Regions from separate parts of the Homo sapiens genome. Here all the other regions are linked to region 1. Evidence: chromatin loops called from intact Hi-C (ENCODE). Cell type or tissue: dorsolateral prefrontal cortex. All regions are shown on one strand. Links, peaks and the distances in the headings refer to the core of each region. The heading gives the core; the rest is flanking DNA.

What was found. Hi-C counts contacts between places; a loop is a spot of excess contacts. Peaks named below come from ENCODE experiments on the same cell type or tissue, not always from the same donor. Only the 100,000 strongest peaks of a DNase experiment are listed, where the experiment ranks them.
Region 2: it touches region 1 in a loop (25-fold over the local background); 15 of 110 quality-filtered maps call a loop at or near these places.
Region 3: a loop joins it to region 1, with 5 times the contacts of the local background. A loop is called at or near these places in 21 of 110 quality-filtered maps.

The regions. Positions count from the first base shown.
Region 1 is chr2:33,580,498-33,585,949 of GRCh38, forward strand. FAM98A (family with sequence similarity 98 member A) reads right to left here. Exons shown (of 8, transcript NM_015475.5): 7 at 5,033-5,200; 8 at 3,163-4,947. The coding sequence ends at 4,279. Among named protein-coding and RNA genes, the nearest start is that of RASGRP3-AS1, 14 kb to the left of the region's middle. RefSeq lists an enhancer at 2,952-3,771. In dorsolateral prefrontal cortex, for the core only: a CTCF peak has its summit at 2,939 (motif pointing left); a DNase peak (open chromatin) is centred at 2,954; H3K27ac peaks cover 2,009 bases.
Region 2 is chr2:33,440,125-33,442,624 of GRCh38, forward strand. It overlaps a transcript of RASGRP3 not described here. Among named protein-coding and RNA genes, the nearest start is that of MIR4430, 23 kb to the left of the region's middle. In dorsolateral prefrontal cortex, for the core only: CTCF peaks have their summits at 1,314 (motif pointing left) and 1,525; a DNase peak (open chromatin) is centred at 1,317; H3K4me3 peaks cover 418 bases; H3K27ac peaks cover 1,653 bases.
Region 3 is chr2:32,552,933-32,555,432 of GRCh38, forward strand. All of the region lies in intron 65 of BIRC6 (baculoviral IAP repeat containing 6), which reads left to right. Among named protein-coding and RNA genes, the nearest start is that of BIRC6-AS2, 21 kb to the right of the region's middle. In dorsolateral prefrontal cortex, for the core only: CTCF peaks have their summits at 1,097 (motif pointing right) and 1,300; no DNase peak of the experiment used is centred there; H3K27ac peaks cover 1,003 bases.

The DNA of each region.
Region 1 (5,452 bases), core at 1,817-4,316:
GAGATGGAGTTTCCCTCTGTTGCCCAGGCTGGAGAGCAGAGGTGCAATCTCGGCTCACTGCAACCTCTGCCTCCCGGGTTCAAGCCATTCTCCTGCCCCAGCCTCCCAAGTAGCTGGGATTACAGGCGTCCGCCACCAAACACAGCTAAGTTTTGCATTTTTAGTAGAGACGGGGTTTCACCATGTTGGCCAGGCTGGTCTTGAACTCCCGACCTCAGATGATCCGCCCACCTTGGCCTCCCAAAGTGCTGGGACTACAGGCTGAGTCACCGTGCCTGGCCAGGCCTTTTTTCTTCTTGAAAAAATTATAACTCAATTTAACAAATACCAATCATTTTAAGAGGTTTTTTTCTCCCCGACCCAAATTCCTAGGAAACATTTTTTTTTTCTTCCCTATCTATTTCTGCCCCCGGCCTCTTTATTACATTTAGTGGGCAGGGAATGATTTACTGTGGAAGTTCTCATACCAACAGTTATGTTTACTCCAACTTATAACCGCACATCTGCAGGTGACTAAAATTGTGCAAGCGGAAAGTGAGTTCAAACACTGACATGCATACCTGTTTGAATCAGTGATTTGAACCCTAGGAATACATTAGTGTATACAAATATGGAAACCACAGGGAAAAAAAAAGCATTTCTAGTTATTACTATGATAATGAAGAATGAGAAAAACAAGAAAAACAGGAAAATAAGAAGTCATAAAATGCTAAGTATTCTGTGATGAATGTACTTTTTCATTCAGGTAAACTCATTTTTTTATTTAGGTAAAATACAAATAAATACCTAAATTTTATTTAGGTAACCCTCTCTGTTAAAAAACAAATGGATCAAATGCTATCCAAATTACCTAAAGTGGGAGGCGGGGGTATGATTAAATAATATAAACATATTTAAAAACTATTTTCAAAAGGATGTAATATAGGTAGACAAAGTATCCAGAAAGATACAATGGGCACAACCTAAAAATATTTAAGTCTAAGGATGGAGGTAATCTGGGCACTGGGAAATCAATTAAGTATATATAGAAATGATTCAAATGCCTTCCCTCAGCAAGAATTTGCCTATTCTATGTCTACCACAGTTGGACACTAGATTAGTTTGGATCTACAGCAAGAAATAAAAATGATAGTGGTATATCTTTAATAGTTTTCATAGAGAATACTGACATCCTATTCTAGTTCCTAGTAGTAGGAGGAAACAGAACATTAACTAAAGGTACTGTCTGTCTCACTGTATCCGTTTTAAGAGATAACAGTTTAAGATATCATGTTAAAAATTCTCTCCTAATATTTTTCGCTTGTTTCTCCAAGAAATTCTCATATGCCCTATATTCCAGTAAATCATTATTTACAAGTTAAGGTTAAGAATGCATATAAGATCAAAAGATACTCTCTATACAAAACCTAAGAACTTTAATATAACAATAAAACTAACTGGTGGTTTGAAATATCCTGTTTCTAGAGAACTTGATCTATGTTCAAGAGAAAAAACTCAATTCTTTTATGGTTTCAGAATGGGGAGAGGCGGGGGAGGAACAGCAAACGCTGGTAAGGTTCCAGAGAAAAGGGAACACTTATACACTGTTGGTGGGAGTGCAAATTAGTTCAACCATTGTGGAAATCAGTATGGCGATTCTTCAAAGAGCTAAAAGCAGAACTACCATTCGGCCCAGCAATCCCATTACTGGGTATACATCCAGAGGAATATAAATCACTCTACCATAAAGACACATGCACGCATATATTCACTGCAGCACTATTCACAATAGGAAAGACACGGAATCAACCTAAATGCCCATCAATGACCAACTGGATAAAGAAAATGTGGTACATGTACACACCATAAAATACCATATAGCCATAAAAAAGAATGAGATCCTGTCTTTTGCAGGAACAAGGCTGGAACTGGAGGCCATTATCCTTAGCAAACTGACACAGGAACAGAAAACCAAATACCACATATTCTCACTTATAAGTGGGAGCTAAATGATGAAGACGCATGAACACAAAAGAGGGAAACAACAGATAGGGGTCTACTTGAGGGTGGAGGGTGGGAGGAACTAGAGGAACAGAAAAGATAACCTTCGGGTGTTGGGCTTAATACCTGGATGATGAAATAGTCTGTACAACAAACCGCTGTGACACAAGTTTACCTGTATAACAAACCTTCACATGTACCCCTGAACATAGAAGTTTTTTAAAAAATAATAATGTTGGGGGAAAATCTAGTTTGAAGCAGGAGCTGCAGATTTCAGAACTATCAGGGCGAAATGTATCATTTGTGTTCTTACATCCTTATATTCGAAAAAGCAATCTATTAACCGTAAAGATAAATCAAAATATTTTTCAAAAGAATGAAACCTGTATTCATTAGCTATATTGTGGAGTCTGAGGCTACAAAACAGATCAAAGCAAATACTAAATATAAATACATCCTAAGATATGATACATTTAAAATATGAAACCTTGACAATTTTAATAGGAAATCCTATATAAACATAATTACTTAACAGTTTAAAGAAACCAACACAACATTCAAGACAACTTAAAACCTTAACTTACTTTAATGATAAAACACTTGAAATTGTCTTCAAATTTGAACATTTTAAAATAATTGTAAATGTTAGCTGAAAAATAAACAGGTAAAGTTAAAAGGATCAATGTGGGTTTTCAAAGATGGTTTTAGTATTAGAAGAATGTGCTTATCTCAGTAGCAAGTAGATTATTTTAAATGGCATGACATGAGTTGATTCTTTAAAAAAGCCCAATTTAGTAGAAAGGAAATACAATTTCTCTTTTGATAAACATATTTATATTTTCAGTTACTTCCTTTTTTAAAAAAAGTCCCCCAATCTTAGGAAGAATGGAGAAGCAAATAACAAAAAAACCCTAAAAACATTTTTGCCTAGTATGTGTAGCAACAGCTACACCCAGTGGCCAGAGATGAGTGGTGACGGTTTCTAGCTATATTATTATAAAAGGAAAACCTGGAAAGAGCCATTTTTCCATTTATTTAAGGTTTTAGGATAAAAGTCACCTTTCACTAAAATTAGGTTTTAAGGAAATACTCAAGAATCTTTGGGAACAAAAGCCTTAGCTCATCAGCTTGACGCAAGAGTCCAGAATAATTCAGTAGCTAAAATAAAACTCAAACCAAAGAGAGAACTTAACAGATACTTTATTGCTCACCTTTCACACAAAGCACACCTCCAGCCATTTTCTTTCACAGCTTGACAATGTTTACATGTACAAAAACCCAGCAAGAAGCATCATGTCATGTAGATTTCAGTAAGGGAGAATGTAAAACATCAACTCAGCCAGGCTTTTGTTTTCTGCAGCAATAATAAAGGGCCTCCTGCACTTAGCAAAAATCTGTCTTAACTTTGTAGTGCATTTCTTCCATTACAAAAAAAGTTACCTGCTTAAAGCAAACTAACTTGTATTTGCTGAGCCAGTGGTATTAACTCATGCATAAAACAAATTTCGGTTTGCTATTTCTTCTAGCAAATTTCAAGTAAAAATAAGGTTGAAGGAGGAATTTGTTTTGGATGGATGCAGGTCAGTTTGAATTGCTATACTTAACTAAATGCCTACATGTACTATAGCTTCACAACTTAGTTTGCTTTTATAATCTTTATGGATTTTGGCCGTGTTCAAGGTTTTCAGAGTTGAGCATATGATACAGTATTCCATCAACAAAATAAGGCTACTGAATGTGCTATCTGCAAAAGAGCTCATTTAATAGGAACTGACCTAAAAGTTCCATCATGAAGCACACGTGGCATAAAAGTCAACCGGGGGGCAGAACTGTGCTTGGAAAATAGGCATTGGAATACTTTAAGCAAAACACATATAAATGGTTATTCATATGAGGAAGGTTTCCTAGTAGTAAATCTAAAAAAGTCTAGGTGAATCCTCATTTTCAAAACTGCATATTGAAAACATGAAAACTACTTATTCAAGTAATTTCTTCAAAAAAGTTTGCATGTTCTGACTGTGGAATTAGTCTACTGGGCAATTAAAGGCAATTTTAACCACCTTTTAAAAAATTTTTCATAGAAAGGAGAGATGTTATGTGTTTCTCAAATAAACGGCATTATGTAAGTCCAATAAAAAAATCTAACAGAATTGAATGAAGACCTACAAATGCTTATGCCAAGCAGGAATCTGCCTGCCACCTGTGGTCTCACATTAATTCAAAATAGGTGCTGAATTCAGGATTCTGAAACTAAGTTTCTATTACTTGAGCTCTAGCAAAATGTAAGGTTCGGTAGCCTCAACTAGTGTAATGTCTTCCCTGTCCAAATCCAGAATGATTATACTGATAACCTCCATGCTGGAAATGCTGTTCAAATTGACCCCCTTGGTGATAATTCTGGCTCCCTCTTCCTCCCCAGCCTCCTCCCTGGCCTGCACGACCACCTCGGCCTCCACGACCACCTCGCCCACCACGACCACCACCACGATCACCATGGTGCCCGCCATCTTGGTATCTATTGTCCTGCTGGTAGCCACCACCCTGGTATCCACTTCCTGTATATGAAGAAGATGTTTGGAAGCCACCATAACCTCCGCCTTGATAGCCACCACTGCTGTGGCCACCATGATAGCCACCTGGCTGGAAACCTGAATCTCGATAACCACCATCTTGGTAGCCACCTCCTCCACCACTCCCTCCATCTGTCCAGCCTCCTTGATGCTTATTTCCTCTTCCTCCCCCTCGGCCACCATGGTCATAGCCACCACGTCCACCTCTCCCGCCTCCTTGTTCATGACCTCCTCGTCCTCCGTATGAGGAATGTTCATAGCCACCTCTCCCTCCTCCTCGGCCTCCTGTTTGCTGCTGGGGGCCATCTTGCCTCTTCTGCCACGGTGGCATCTCTGGGGGTGGAGGTTCGATTTCATTGGGTCTACCACCTCTGTCAGGCACCCTGCCCATCAACACCTACAGAATAGGAAAGATATTTTAAACTTTTATTTTATGAACAGAAATAAATGCATTTGGAAAAAATTAAAGGTACTCTAATCACCTTATTGATGGCACAGGCAGTCTTTTCTCTTATAGAGCCGCTGCTTGTCCTTAAAATCTTTGACAAGTCCTGCCTTGCAGCCAAAAGATGGGCAACAGAAATAGTAGTTTTAGGGGATAAGACTGAACGTTTCGGCTGGTAAACCTTGGCTAATTTTTCTGTCTGGCTCTGTTGAAAGAAAAGTGTTCAAAGAGAAATGTCAATTTTCAAAATGACATAAGAAACACATATTAAATAAGTTAAAGGTCTCCAAAATATCTGATAATGATATTTACTAGGCTCTAGATGGTAGGAAAAGTTATATACTCACTACTGCTCCTACATAGTCAAGAACTACCTTAAAAGTACAGCTGCCAGACTTGTTGACACAACAAGGAGTGACAGGGACTGTGGGGGCAGGGGTGGAGTGAGAGGGTGCCC
Region 2 (2,500 bases), core at 1-2,500, 140 kb before region 1:
AAACACAGGAAATTTGAGGGAATGATGGAATAGTCAGATAGAAATAGTAAGCGAACAGCTGAGAATGGAAAACAGCTTAGGAGGGAGGTGAGAACTGGAAATAAAAACGACAACATTTATTAAGCACTTACTCGATGTCAAGCCTTTTATCTCCATTATCTCCTTCTGCCTCTGCAACCATCTATCGGCAGGTTCCATTGCCAGCCACATTTTGTAGTTGAGAAAAGTGAGGTCAGAGAGATTAAGTAACATGTCCATGATCACATCATTAATGAGAGGCAGATGGAAAATGGAACCACCATGTGTAGGGGCCAAAGCCCTCACAACTGAGACTCATATACAGAATGTTGAGCCTCTGGCTCTAGATTCACTTTCTCCATCTGCAAAGAGCTAAGGGCGCCAGTTGCTCATGCTAGAACCCAGTTTTTAGCCAGGTTCCAGGTCTTCTATTGTTCGTAACTTTGATGGCCCTCGTAGAATTCTCCATCTTTTGGTTACTCTCTCTGAGAAAATGGAAATCATTTATACCCAGAGGTTTTCCTTATTTATTAACCTCCAGAATCGTTTTTCCCCTTAGTGGCTCATTTTAAATTTTCCCTTGGTCATCTGGTGAAATAAAGATTATGATGAAGAATCTATAATCTCATATAGTTACTTTTTTTGTATGACATGTGTGGCTAAAACATACTTATTTTACAAAAATCCCGAATACAATACAATTTTATTAAATTTCATCTTGAGGTTGGACATTAGATCTCCAAACTTGTTTTTTTTTCTTTCTTCTTCAAGACAAGGTCCCCCTCTATCACCCAGGCTGGAATGCAGTGGCACAAGCTCGGCTTGCTGCAGCCTCCACCTCCAGGGCTCAAGTGATCCTTGTGCCTCGGCCTCCCAAATAGCTAGGACTGCAGGAACACGCCACTGCACCCACTAATTTTTGTATTTTTTAGTAGAAACAGGGTTTCACCATGTTGCCAAGTTGGTCTTGAACTCCTGACCTCAAATGATCCTCCTGCCTCGGCCTCCTGAAGTGCTGCGATTACAGGCGTGAGCCACGGCACCCAGCCTCCAAACTTGTTCTTTAGTGTCTGCTATTTTGTATCCTTTGACCTATATGTCCCCATTTCCCTTTCCCCCCTCCTCCCACCCTTAGTGGCCACTGTTTCATTCTGTATCTCTGTGTTTTAGGGTTTAAAAAATATTCCACATATAAATTAGATCGTGCAATTTTTAGAAAAAGGTTATGCTGAAGAGAAAAGACCAAGGGTGTCAACCTCCTCTCCTTGTCCCTGGCTGCTCTCTAGTGGCAATACCAGAAAACAACGCTCAGCCCAGAGACAGCAGAGCCAGGCACTAGAAGCAAGCTCTTTAGGAATCTCTAAATAGCAAATTCAAGAAGGCTAGTTGTGCTAGGAAATTCTGGAAGAAGACTCCATGGAATTACATACACCCTTACAGCTTGTTGGCCTGAAAGGCATTTTGAATAGAACAGTTTTAGATTTATCTTAAACTTTCTAATCATTAAAAATACTTCACCTGTTTACCATTTTAGGCAGGCACATATGTTTGGCTACTAAACTTTCAATGCACATACGTGCCTTTTTATTAAGATTTCCTAGATCTTTGATTCTAAATATTTACTTCAAAATACACAATATATTTTTTAGTAAAAAGCAAAAAGTCTATCTTTTAGGGATCTATTCTTAAAAACATCATAAATTGAGACAATAATGCGTGTGTAAAAGACTATTCATAACAGATACATTTTGTAACTAACCTAAATATACAGGGAATTGTTAAATAACATTCCACAATATGAAATTTTATACAGACATTAAATTACATTATAATATTTAATGACATTGGAAACTATTCATAGTAAATGTTAAGTGAACATTTACACTTACATTCAGTGAATGTAAGAAGTCTACAAAATTATGTATATAGTGTGACCCCATTTGCTTAAAAAATATATATGTACATATGAAAAAAGAAGTAAGAGCTAAAAAGTCATACACCAACTGTTAACAATAGAAATTTCTTAGCCTGGCCAATATGGTGAAACTCCATCTCTACTAAAAATACAAAACTTAGCCAGGCGTGATGGCATGCGCCTGTAGTCCCAGCTACTCAGGAGGCTAAGCCAGGAGAATTGCTTGAACCCAAGAGGCGGAGGTTGCAGTGAGCCAAGATCGCGCCGCTGCACTCCAGCCTGGGTGACAGAGCGAGACTACGTCTCGAAAAAAAATTTCTGGTTGGTGGGATAATGGTGATTTTGATTTTCTACTTTGTCTCCAGGATAAATAAGCATGTACTACTTTTATAATCAGGAACAAAACCCAGTATGTTTTCAAAATGTACAGAGCTAAGTCTCTGTTCTGATTTCTTGCTGTCATGGCTGACAATATGTTCATGCTAATTCATTGCCATTGACGGCCTCTCCTCCAAGTAAAGGGCTATATCCTGTTTGTGACAGCATAATCCATTGTAATGGAAAAGA
Region 3 (2,500 bases), core at 1-2,500, 1.0 Mb before region 1:
CCTGAAAACAATCCATATTTAATATCATTTAGGAGGCATGCTACCGTTTAACCTACTGACTATAAGTTACATCATTTTATCTCTACTAAAAAAAAAAAACAAACAAAAAACAAAATTAGCCAGATGTGGTGGCACATGCCTGTAATCCCAGCTACTTGGGAGGCTGAGGCAGGAGAATCGCTTGAACCCAGGAGGGGGAGGTTGCGGTGAGCCGAGATGGCACCACTGCACTCCAGCCTGGGTGACAAGAGTGAAACTCTGTCTCAAAAAAAAAAAAAAAAAAAAAAAAAAAAAAAAAAAAAGATAAATTCCTGATATTTCATCTTTTTGAATTTACTGTTTCTAGCAAAAGATTTTTGTGACTAACAGTAGTTTTCCTACTCTTTTGACCTCTTTTTGTAGATCTTAAAATGGGTGGAGAGGAAAATTTAGATACGTAAATGAATGGAGACTTATTTTTTTATTTTATTTTTGAGACAGAGTCTCATTCTGTCGCCCAGGCTGGAGTGCAGTGATATGATCTTGGCTCACAGCAACCTCCGCCTCTCGGGTTCAAGCAGTTCTCATGCCTCAGCCACCCGAGTAGCTGGGACTGCAGGCACCCGCCACCCACCCTGCTAATTTTTTTTGTATTTTGAGTAAAGACAGGGTTTCACCACGTTGGCCAGGCCGGTCTCGAACTCCTGACCTCAAGTGATCCGCTCACCTCGGCCTCCCAAAGTGGTGGGATTACAGACAGGCATGAGCCACAACCCAGCCTGTAAATGAATGGAGACTTTAAAAAAAAGCGTTTGGTGGCATTACAGCAGAAACATAAATCTTCATATTTAGGCTAAATTAATCAGATTTATCAAAGGTTAACATTATGGTTCCAGTTACTCAAAATAGTAAGTTTGATGCTTTAATAATTTGTTTCTTATTGCTTACTAAAATAAAGACATCTGTTAGTGTTCTAGATAGGAAAATATATTATTTGTTCATTTTAATTTCTTTCTCAACATTTTCACTTCCACTTTTCATAAGAAATGGTATTCTGAAAGTTGCGTTTTGTAGGCCACAATCATTTTTTCTCTAGCCCTTGTATAGTATGGAGTTACCCCTCTGGCCACTAGATGGAGATCCTGTTTCATTTTAAGAAGTATTTGGTAATATTCACATGTTAATGTTAACAGGCAGAATGTTACTTTAGAGACCCTCACCTATTTTAGAAAATAGTATGTTCCTTTTTTGAGAAGAGAGCATATTAAGTCTCAGCACACATTAAATTATTTGCCATTAACTTAGTGGGGTATGCTACAAATTCTTATTGAAATAAATCTTTACCTTTTTAATAGTGGTCTTATTATATGGGGATGAATATTCTTTCAGATTATCAAGGGAAATTGCTGTTATCTGGGTTAATCTGACAATTCACAGATTAGAAAAGAACAAATGAAATCTAGAGAAATGTATTCAGTTGCTCAAGTTTAACTGGTTAGTAACGTGGTGATTATTAAACTCACTTATTTTCAAGTTGAAAAGCAAGATATAAATGGATTTTGTCATTATGAAAAATAAAAATGAGTAAGTGATGTGTTAGAGTAAGGTAGACATGAGAGAGCAGGCACAGGACTTCATTGGGAAAATTATAAAGTATCTACTGAATTGGCTGGTTATCTTAGTTAAATGATGTTATATACTAGGATTAAAATTTTTAATTTCCCTAATATTGGTTTGACAGTTTTATAACAAACTATAATGTGTCAAAACCCATTACTGCATTTTGATATACCATCTGATTTTTCTCACAGTGTATTTTGTATGTTTAAAGCTCTTTTTTTTTTACTTTATGTTACCTTTGGATATGTTTCTTTAAGAGTAGGTATTTAATTTCATAAGTATACTGTTTGAGAATAAGGTTAATTCTGTTGTCACGACAAATATCTTAATTTAAATATGACCATATTTATTAAATTTGAATTACTTAGTAGTTACATCAAAGTAAATGTGCAGTTGGAAACCTAGCCATCTTGCTAGGTCTCAGGGCTCTCCAAATTAAAAAGGACATAGAAATTGTATTAGTGCTCTTACAGGAAAAGATAAGGTTTGATACCAATAGAAAATACATAATTTTTATTATTTATAAAAATACTTTATTTTGTTGATATACACTGCCTGAGAAACAAATAATGAAAAATTGTCGAGCTGTCGTAACATGATACTTAACTGTATATCCTTATTTATAGTTTTCATGGTAATAGTTCATATGAAACTGTCAAATTATGCCATTTCTTTGTACTGTTTTAATAAAGAGTCTGGGAGCTGTGGTGGTGGTTCATGCCTGTAATCCCTTTGGGAGGCCAAGATGAGAGGATTGCTTATGCCCACGAGTTTGAGATCAGCCTTGGCAACACAGTGAGACTTCATCTCTATTAAAAACTAAAATAGGCCGGGTGAAGTGGCTCAAGCCTATAATCCCAGCACTTTGGGAGGCCGACCCGGGCAGATCATGAGGTCGGGA